Linked DNA regions of Mus musculus: region 2 is linked to region 1. The links are chromatin loops, found by intact Hi-C in ENCODE. Cell type or tissue: heart. All regions are shown on one strand. Links, peaks and the distances in the headings refer to the core of each region. The heading gives the core; the rest is flanking DNA.

What was found. A loop is a pair of places that touch in the nucleus more often than their neighbours do. Peaks named below come from ENCODE experiments on the same cell type or tissue, not always from the same donor. Only the 100,000 strongest peaks of a DNase experiment are listed, where the experiment ranks them.
Region 2: a loop joins it to region 1, with 4 times the contacts of the local background. A loop is called at or near these places in 9 of 42 quality-filtered maps.

Annotation. Positions count from the first base shown.
Region 1 is chr4:129,347,751-129,353,126 of GRCm38, reverse strand. Zbtb8os (zinc finger and BTB domain containing 8 opposite strand) reads right to left here. Exons shown (of 7, transcript NM_025970.4): 7 at 3,256-5,376. Among named protein-coding and RNA genes, the nearest start is that of Zbtb8os, 14 kb to the right of the region's middle. In heart, for the core only: a CTCF peak has its summit at 2,291 (motif pointing left); a DNase peak (open chromatin) is centred at 2,266.
Region 2 is chr4:129,404,293-129,409,668 of GRCm38, reverse strand. No RefSeq gene overlaps it. Among named protein-coding and RNA genes, the nearest start is that of C330020E22Rik, 24 kb to the right of the region's middle. In heart, for the core only: a CTCF peak has its summit at 2,906; a DNase peak (open chromatin) is centred at 3,078; H3K4me3 peaks cover 783 bases; H3K27ac peaks cover 350 bases; H3K27me3 peaks cover 360 bases.

The sequences.
Region 1 (5,376 bases), core at 260-5,259:
CCATTGTTTCTGAACTGAGTTTGTGTTGTGTTTTCCTTCACGTAGTGGCTCGCCTGGGTTCAAGAAAGGTACAGTGGTAAAGTGCCGGGTCTGCCTGAGGTACACCACAAAGACTGTGGGGGGATTTGAAGCACGGTGCTGGCGTGGTAGCAACTGCCAGTGGGAACCTAGCAAGCTGGGTGGAGTTCTGAGTTAGAATCTCCACGAGATAAAAACAGGTCGGCCATTGCCCGCCAGTGCATGGCCAGCCAGGCTGCTGAGGCACACGGTTATAAGACTGCATTCAGGAGCCTGGCCATCCATCTGCAGGACCTAGCCTCAGGTCTGTGAGTCAGAGAGGCCCCCAGCAGTAAGAGTACTCACTGTCTACTCTTTAAAGGACGAAATATTTGAGTCCTTGCACTCACAACCTCCTGTAACTCCACAAACTCTGTATCTATGGGATCAAATACCTACTCTGGTCTCCACAGGCACCAGGCTCTGAAGTGTAGGCAAAACATGTATCACATTATGTATATCATACCCATAACCTTTAAATTTATGAGGTGGAAGCAGGCAGGGCTCTGAGTTTGGAGGCTGCCTGGTCAACAGAGTGAGTTCCAGGGCAGCCTCCAGAGAAACCCTGTCTTGAAAGAAAACAAACATTTTTTTGTAAGTCTGAAATAACTTATAACACAATTCCACTATTTTGAGTGGTTTAGGATTATGACTGAGAGGTAATAGGCCTGAATCAGCTCATAGCTCAGTTTTGCTTTGTTTCTTCTTTTGAGGCAGGTTTTTCCTGTGTGGCCCTGGCTATTCTGGAACTCGCTCTGTAGACTAGACTGTCCTCAAACTCAGAGATCCTCCTGCCTCCGCCTCTGCCTCCTGCATGCTGGGATTAAAGATGTGCACCACCACCACCTGGCCATAGTTGAATTGTCATAGAATTAATACTATTCTTGGAAAGTGGCTGGAAAGATCGCTCAGCAGTTAAGAGCACTGCCTAGTCTTTCAGAGGAGCCAGGTTGGTGACTCGAGTTCATCTTGTCTCTGGGCATTGCATGTATGTGGTACACAGACATATGAATGGAAAAAAAAACAAAACAAAACCAAAAAACCCATGCCTATACAAACAAATCTTTCTTAAATTATATTTTTTAAAAAAATTATGTAGGGGCTGGAGACATGCTCAGTGGTTAAGAGCAGTGACTGCTCTTCCAGAGGTCCTGGGTTCAATTCCCAGCAATCACATGGTGGCTCACAACCATCTGCAATGAGATCAGATGCCCTCTTCTGGTGTGTCTGAAGACAGTGTACTCATATACATAGACTGGATAATTCTTTTAAAATTCATGTTCATGAGCTCATCTTGATTGGTGGGACAGTGCAATTAGGTCAAGGTCAAGGTGACGGTGCAGAGATGACTCAGGAGGAAGCCAGTGCTTGCCATGCAGGTAGAAGGCCCAAATTTTGGTCCTCAGAACCCATGTAAGGATTCAGACATGGCTGCTCCATATGTACCCAGTGCTCCTTGGGGTGTGGAAATGAGCAGATCCCTAGAAGTAAGTCCCGGGTTCAGTGAAGAAACCCTGTCTCAAGAACTGAGGGAGAGAACGAGAAGCTAGCATTGAGCGCCATGCAGATGTGCATGTGTGAGCTTCTACACACGGGTGTATACACAAACTATGGCGCAGAGTGCTTGCTCTGTAAGCTTGAAACCCTGAGTCTGAATTCCTAGAACCCATAACAAAGCCAAGTGTGTGTGGGAGGGTGAATACATATGGAGCTGGAAGCTGTCTGGGCTATTCAGCCAAGCTAAAATGCGGTGCTTCCAGCTCCCCTAGAGCCGACAGGGCTGAGTTGGTGAGGAAGACTGGGCAAACTGTCCCAGCCTCCATACACCCACACAACCATGTACATACACTACTCGCATACATAACAAAAGTAGCCAGGAAACACACTGCTAAGAGCCATGTCAGCGGGTGAAGATGAAGATCCTTCAATATAACCCTTTTCCTCTTTAAAAGTAAACTGGAGTCGGGTGTGTGGTGATGTGTACCATAATCCCAGCACTTGGGAGGCAGAAGCACCCAGATGAGTTTGAAGCCAGCCTGGCTGAGATTACATGGAGAAACCTTGTCTCAGAAAGCCCAACAAACAAAAGCCCTAAAATTAAAAAGAAATAACCTGGAGGTGGAACTGAAGAAATAGCTCAGCAGTTGCTAACACTGGGTCAGAGCCCAGCCCTGACAAGGCCACTAACAACCATCTGCTACACAGGGTCTAGGGGACCCTGTGCCCTCTTGTGGCCTCTACTGGTACTGCATGGCACACTTACATGCAGGCAAAACACTCATTCACATAGAAACAACCATACAAAATAAAAATATTGAAAAAGGTTGCGTTTTGAATTTGAGGCTGGACCATGCACCACTGGCCTGGAACAGTATGTAGGCCAGGCTGACCTACCCTAAACTCAAGTTCTGCCTGCCTCTGGAGTGCTGGGATTAAAGCACACGTGTGTGCAGGGGACTTGTCAGCTTTTAAGAATAATTCCTAACCTTGTGTGGTGGTCCATACCTTTTTCCCTCTTAAAGATTTATTTTTTATTTTATGTTTGTGCTTTGCCTGCACTTATGACTGCTATATGTGTGCCATGCCTGTAGAGGACTGCAGTTGATCTCCCAGAAATGGAGTTTCAGTTGTTAGCCACCCGGTGGGTGTTAGGAATTGTACCAGATCTCCTCTACAAGATCAAGTGCTTGGTTGTTTTGTTGTTGTTTTCACTTTGTTTTTTGAGACAAGGTTTCTCGGTGTAACACCCTTGGCTATCCTGGAACTTGCTCAGAAGACCAGGCTGCCTCTCCTCCCAGCGCTGGGATTAAAGACATGAGCCTGGCTCAACCAGTGCTCAATTCTCTCTCCAGCCCCAGACTCATGCCTTTTAATCTCAGCACTCAAGGGAGGCAGGAAGATCTCTGTAAATTGGAGGCCAGCATGGTATACATATGGAGTTTTAGCCTAGCCAAGGCTACACAGTAAGATCCTGTGTAAAACAAGACACAAGGAATAATTTGTAACATTTATGTCATGAGGCGAGGTGATAGTGGTGGCACATGCCTTGAGTTCTAAGAACTTGGGGAACAGTGGCAGACAGATCTCTGAGTTCAAGGCCAGCCTGGTCTACAGAGTGAGTTCCAGGGCAGCCAGGCACCACCACCACCACCACCACAGAAACAAAATTTATGTCATGCTGTATTTTTTACGAAGTGCTTTTTCCTCAGTTCCTCGTTTAATCAGTGAGCTTACAATTACAACTTCATTTGTAGCTAGGGATGAATGGAAAATGGCTGACAGGAGCTCTGTCTGTGGAAAATGATGGATACCTGTGGGAATGAAGAGGTGCTTGCCTGGAATCCAAATGGTGTTTTACAGAGTTCCTTCTGCCTGAACACCAGCAGTCTGTCACAGTGCCACCAGCAGTTGAAATCGCCTCTTTACAAACAAGGCTTTCTTGTTGTCTATACAAAACTCCCTCCAGTTTACCTGCTAGAGCAGTTGTTCTCAACCTGTGGATCTCGATCTCTTTGGCGAATCTCCATCTCCAAAAATATTCGCTTGTAATTCGTAACAGTAGCAAAGTAACAAGTTATGAAGTTGTAATGAACCACAACGTGAGGGGAAGGGCTGTAGTAAGGATGCGATGGAGCATCTATCTATTCTGTCATTTCAGTGTCACAGAAGACCGTCTAAGGGCTGAGATGGCGTTAGGGATGGGGGTGTGCACTGTGTATTTCAGATGCTCACTTCTATGAGCCCCAGACCCCTCTTTGCAGTCAGGATGATGGCACGGTTATCTTAATGTTATGTAAAAACTGTTTGCCAACACCTCTGATTGGCTAATACAGAGCTGGGCAGGAGAAGAGAATAAATAGGGCAGGGTTTTGGATCATAGTTGGGGGTACTAAAAGAGGAGGAGACCAAGGAGAGAGGGAGTCAAGAGAGGGTGTGGGAAAAGGAGGGACAGAGGGAGGAAGCAGGGGAGGAAGAGACAAGAGAAAGGTGTAGAGAGACCTGGAAGAACCAGGAGGATTCACCATGAGGTTGCCATGAGAGAGCAGCCAGGAAGACACCCGTGGACCAGAGTAAGCCAGGACAAGATCTCCACTTGTCTCAGAGCTGGAGGTAGTGGTATGCAGACACTCAGCTTCTTATATAGGTGCTGGGATACAAACCCCCGCCCTGATTGCTCAGCAAGAGCTGCTAATCACTAAGCCATCTCTTCAACCCTAAATAGGTTAAAAACAGGTTTTTTGGGTGGTGGTGGTGGTGGTGGTGGTGGTGGTGGTGGTTGTTCTCTAACTGGATGCATAGACTGGATTAATAAAACCGCAGCATGTTGGGGCAGACCTTTAATCCCAGTACTTAGAAGGAGGAGGCAGGTACTTTGAGTTCAAGGCCAACCTGGTCTACACAGTGGAACCTTGTCTCAAAAAAGTAAAGAAATGAAATTTCAGGAGGGTGTGGTGGTACACGTTTTTAATCCTAGCACCCAGGAGGCAGAGGCAGGTAGATCTTTGAGCTCAAGGCCAGCCTGGTCTACAAATTGAGTCCAGGAGAGTCAGGGCTCTGTTATACAGAGAAACTTTATCTTAAAAAAACCAAAAGAGGGCTGGTGAGATGGCTCAGTGGGTAAGAGCACCCGACTGCTCTTCCGAAGGTCCAGAGTTCAAATCCCAGCAACCACATGGTGGCTTACAACCATCTGTAACAAGATCTGACTCCCTCTTCTGGTGTGTCTGAAGATAGCTACAGTGTACTTACTATAATAATAAATAAAATTAAAAAAAAAAACAAAAGATAAACAAAATAAAATTACATGTCAGAAAGGTCTATATGTAAGATATAATGTCAAATATTCATCCTAAGAAAATATTAAGTATTGCTGCTTAAAAAGAAGAGAGAAAATCAGGAGTCTTCTAAGAAGTCTTCTAGAGGGTTCTACTCAGAACCAACTGGAACAGAGGATGGCTCTGCCCCTTAGCAATGTAAAACCATGACCTCAGCCTACATGGTGAGCATGTTCTCTGCTCCACACTTGTCTCTACACCTGTCTTTTCTGAGACAGGGACATGTTCAATTGCCCAGGCTAGCTCTTAACTCATTCTATAGCCAAAGCTGGCCTTGAATTCAGGATCCTGAGTGTTGAGATCACAGGCATATAATATGTCTATCATACCCAGCTCAAATGACATTAAGTTGGATTCGGCCCTGGAGGCTGCTTACACCAGCAGGCAGTCCCTTCTGAGACACGCTGGAGCACCTGCATTCCAGGGAAGAACAAAGTAAGGCAACTAGAAGGAAGACCAATGCGTGGATACCTCATTCCTCCTT
Region 2 (5,376 bases), core at 70-5,069, 57 kb before region 1:
TAACCTGAAATTTACTTATTTCTGCTGTCTTAGCTTTTCATCTTAATGTTTTTAAAACATATGTGCATATTTGTGTTTTAAAATGATTTCAGTGGAACAACAGCTTCAAATATTTCTCATTTGAAGTCAGGAAGTTGGTCCAGTTTCAGCAATATATTGATATAATTTTACATTTTTTAAAATAGTTGAAGCTGCGTTCATTTAAGATTAGCTGGGCTTGCTGCCTGCTCTTGAGAAAAACATTTATAGCCTGAGGATTTTCTTTTTCAAAGATCCCACATAATAATATAGAACTGTTAATGTTAAATACTCTTTCCATCTGTCTCAGAACTCATTAGCTTCATTTAGCATAAGAAGGAAAAAAATAAACTGCTACTTTGTTGCTAGTGGCACAGGACTTGGCCACTTCTTGCTTACTGGTTTTTGTAAATAAAGCTTTATTGCAACTGCGGTAGCAAAGTTCAGTGCTTGTGACAGGTACCTTACTTTTCTTTTCTTTTCTTTTCTTTTCTTTTTTTCTTTTTTTTTTTTTTTGGTGTTTGTTTGTTTGTTTGTTTGTTTGTTTTGGGTTTTTTTTGGTTTTTTGAGACAGGGTTTCTCTGTGTAGCCCTGGCTGTCCTGGAACTCACTCTGTAGACCAGGCTGGCCTCGAACTCAGAAATCCACCTGCCTCTGCCTCCCAAGTGCTGGGATTAAAGGTGTGCGCCACCAGACCTGGCTGACTGGTACCTTTTATCTACAAAGCCTAAGGTGTTTGTGGGGGTTCTGAATGAGATGTCCCCCCCATAATCTCCAGCATTTGAATACTTGGTCCCCGGTGGTTAGTGTCATTACTTGGGTAGGTTTAGGAGGTGAGGTCTTGCAGGAGGAACTAGGTCACTGGAGTAAGCTTTGAGAGTTTTAAGACTTACCACATGGTTTCTAGTTCCCTCCTTCTGCTCTGGGCTTGTGGTTCAAGAAGTAAGCCCTTAGCTTCTGTTACCACGCCTTTGCTCCACCCACCATGGACTGTAACTCTCTGGAAACTTAAGTCCAAATCAACTCTTTCTACTATGAGTTGCCTTGGTCATGGTGTTTTATTATAGCAATAGAAGAAATACATTGCTCACTAAAGTAAGTGTTCCTTTACAGAATTTGCCTCCCTGTGATCTATTCTGCAAAGTCCTGGACAGGACTGCAGATCTGTTGTTCTTCCTCCGGCAATCTGTAAATATCGCTGGGATTAGAGTGGTGTGTATGGCAGTCAGTCAGTGGAGGACATGATGGATCTGTGGGAGGCTGAGGGGAAGTGGCTAGGAGGATCTGGCCAAGAGAAAGATGATCCTTTTGATCTATTCCAAGGAAATATGCCTGGGTCCTCGGGGGTTGGGGGGGACCCCAAAGAACAAAGAAACAAAGAAAAAAAAAAACAAGACAAAAAAATGACTTGGGTTCTGTCCAGGAAAGACGTTTCCTCAGATGACAGGGCATCCCTTGGGTCAGGCAGCCAAGGTTTCGGGGCTCACCTGGGAATTAGGGCAGGATCAGTTTCATAGATCAAGAAAATCATGGCCTGGAGCTGGGGACATACCTCAGGGTGGAGCACTTGCCTCGCAGGCACAGGACCCCTGGTTCATCCCCAGCATCACCAGAAAAAAATGATGGGACAGAGAGGTGGCATTGCCAGCAGATAAAAGTATTTGCTATTCTTGCAGAGGACCCGGGTTTGATTCCTGACCCCTGTGTGGTAGCTTACAATCATCAGCGACTCCAGTCCCAGGGTATCCAATGCCTTCCTCTGGCCTCTGTAGGCACCAGGTACAATTCACCTGCATGGGCAAACACTCATATACAAAATAAAAAAAGAGTCCTGGCAGGAAGATGTTTGGGGACAATGTAGGTGATAAGGCTACCTAACTTAGGGTGGGATCCTGTGTCCTTGAAAGCCCTAGTAAGCCAGGCTCAGCCTCCTGTCTTTGATAAAACTGATGAAAAAATGCCAATAAACTGGGCAGTGGTGGCACACGCCTTTAATCCCAGCACTCCGGAGGTAGAGGCAGGCAGATTTCTGAGTTCGAGGCCAGCCTGGTCTATAAAATGGGTTCCAGGACAGCCAGGGCTATACAGAGAAACCCTGTCTCAAAAAACAAAACAAAAAAACCCAAAAAAGAAAAAAAAAACAAAAAAGCCAATAAATAGTGAAAAGCAGAAAATTTTAATTTATTCAATAAGGTCACACTGGGATGAGGTGCAAAGAGATAGGGTGGCTGTCCTAGGCCATCTTTCTGGTCCAAACATGGGAGGGGGTATAGTTTCAACTGAGGGCAATCTGTAGACATAATTATTCAGTCCTAGTCAAGGTGAGTTTCTTCCCATCACTGATCCATCACTGCTGGGTTCCAGTTAAAATGTCTTCCATTTTCATGGAGACAGGCCCCGGTTTGGTTGGCAGCAGGATCCAGCCTTTTCCATCTCCCCGTACGAGAAACCTGAGGGAGGAGGGATGGAACTCCAATTTCCAGGGCTTCTTAGTCCCAACAGTCCAGAGAGCCAGAATGAGAGACCCAAACTCCTTTTAGAATCTCCTCTTTCCCTTCAGGCGTTTGTGGACCATCAGGAGACGGTTAGTGACTAAGAGTTGTTTATTATTCAATTCCAAGTCGTTAGAGACAATCGCATGTGGAGGCTGCAAAGGGGACTGGGAGAGCAGGAACTCAATGCTGGTTTAATGTAGCCCAGGCTGGCCTTGAACTACTTGTTCAGTGGAGGGATAACCTTGAACTCTCGATTCTCTTCCAGTTGAGGGCTTTCAGGTATTGTTGAGATTACTGGTGGGCACCGCCACACCTAGTTAAATCGTGCATCAAAACGTTAAATTTTTATGAAGAGACACATCGATGTGTGTTACCTCAATGAAAAGAGAAGTGTAGTTACTGTTTCTGGACTCCAGGAGGACCTCTTGCGGGAGGATGCTCCCCTGGAGACACTGCAGGATAATGGCTGCGCTGTCGCCCAGCCTCCACCCGCCCGCCCGGGGAAAGGCGCCTGAGTCTCCTGGCAGCGACCACGGGGAGGCAGCGGGAATGGGCCGGGGCGTGCCCGCAGCAGGCGGGCGCCAGGACCGGGGGAGGGTCAGATCTGGGCGGTTGATTTATGGAGGATGTGCCGGTCTTGATTCGCTTCTGGCTATGCATCTAAGGCAGGACTATCGCGGAAGTCCTTCTTAGCGCTTGGTATCCAGAGGTCCAGGGTTTAAATCTGTCAGGTCTTATTACTGATAATGTTCACTTTTGTCTTAAATTAAGGTGGTGTCTGCCAGGATTCTTTGCTGGAAAGTTACCCCTGGCAATGGAAACGACGTTCGTACTTAAAATCACCATTTCTCTCCTTTGAAACTTGTTTTTAGGGTTTACTTATTTTACGTGTATGAATATTTTGCCTGTGGGCTTGTGCAACACATGTGCCCCTGGTGCCTGGGTCAGAAGAGAATGTCCGATCCCCTGGAGCTGGAGTTATGGATGGTTGGGAGTTGCTATGTGGGTGCTGGAAGTTGAACCCCAGTGCTCCAGAACAGCAAGGGCTCTAAACCACTAGGCCATCTTTCCAAACACTCTTGTTCTTTTTAAACATTTTAAACATAATATTTATTTTTAAATGCAGACTCCCCATTTCTGATTTTATTCCTGATTGTAATCTGTTGCTGTCATTCACATTTAATGCTCTGAGTCAGGCCAATGAAAGCCTCTTCAGGACAGCTGTCTGTGTTTCTAGTTGATGTGTCTCCACTGTTCTCTGGCTGCGTTCTTCCCTCTGATACAGGATGCTCTGGCCTCATCTTCTGTACTTCCCTACCCGGCTTAGGCTTAGAATCAGGTACTTCTCCGGAGAGCCCTGGTTCTGCTGAGTAAACAATGTGATATCTTGAGACAGGATCTTCCTTGGTTTGTATTTTGGGGTCTCCTGCCTCTGTCTATAAATGCTAGGATTATAGATAGGTACCACAAGGTCTACAGGGAGTGGGGATTTAGAACTCGATCTGAGCCCTGGGTGGTGTGCTGGTGCATACCTGTAATCCCACCACTGGGAGAATGGAGACAGGAAAATGTGGATGAACTCCTCTAAGTTGACTCCATCTTTAAAAAAAAAAAGGCCAGTCATGGTGAGTAGCGCATACCTTTAATCCCAGCACCTAAAGGCAGAGATAAGACAGTCCACATATTGAGTTGTGAGTTTCAGGCCAGCCAGGGCTAAAGAAGGGGTGAGGAAGAGGAGGAGGAGGAGGAGAAAAGGTAGATGGCCGGTGAGCTCATAGGTTTTGATTTGAGGCCCTCTCAGAAGACATTTCTTTCATACACCAATAGATAAATGAGTTATAAAACATATGGAAAATAATATAGAGTGATTATAGACTCATAATAGAAATAATAAGAAATATACAGTGATTAGATAGACTCCAGTTCCAATCAATGAAACAGAAGTTACTGTATTTTTCTCCTCTCTTCTATTTTCTCATGTATCTACACTAAAGATGAGTACTGACACGTTTGCTCTTTATTTTTGTAAAACATAACAGTATTAGGGTAAAATACAACCTTCAGAAAAATCTGAGATTTATTGTTATTTTTATTTTAATGTGAGTGTAGATGTACCATATGTGTGCCTGATACCCTTGGAAGCCGGAAGAGGCCATCGAATGCCTTAGATTTGGAGTCACGGGTCATTGTGAGCCACTCTGTAAGTCCTGGGAACTGAACGCTGGTCCTCTGGAAGATCAGTAGGTGCTCTTAACCACTGAGCCATTTCTTCAGCCCCTTCCCATTGGTAAACTTTCAAACCACCAAAAGTAAAGAAAGGAAAGTCACCAACCATCTCAGCCACAGCAGCCACAATGGCACAGTCCTGTAATCCTGGCATGCAGAAGGGTGAAGCAGCGGGATACAGACTCCAGGATAGCCAGGGCTCCCAAGCAGGAATCCATCTGACAGAACAAAACAAAACAACAACAACAAAAACATAAAAAAGGGCTGGAGAGATGGCTCAGCGGTTAAGAGCACTGACTGCTCTTCCAGAGGTCCTGAGTTCAAATCCCAGCCACCACTTGGTGGCTCACAACCATCCGTAATGGGATCTGATCCCCTCTTCTGGTGTGTCTGAAAACAGCTATAATGTATTTACATACATAAAATAAGTAAATAAATCTTAAAAATAAATAAATAAAAACAACCCAAGCTTTCCTAGAGTATATTCAGCCTTTTAAGTAATTGATGTATTTATTACTGGGTGTTGTGGGTGATTATGTGCCAGCCCACACCTATGAAGTGGACACCAGAGAGCCACTTACAGGACTCAGGGCTCCCCTTCTGGCATACAGGTCCCAGAGATGAACCTCAGGTCGCT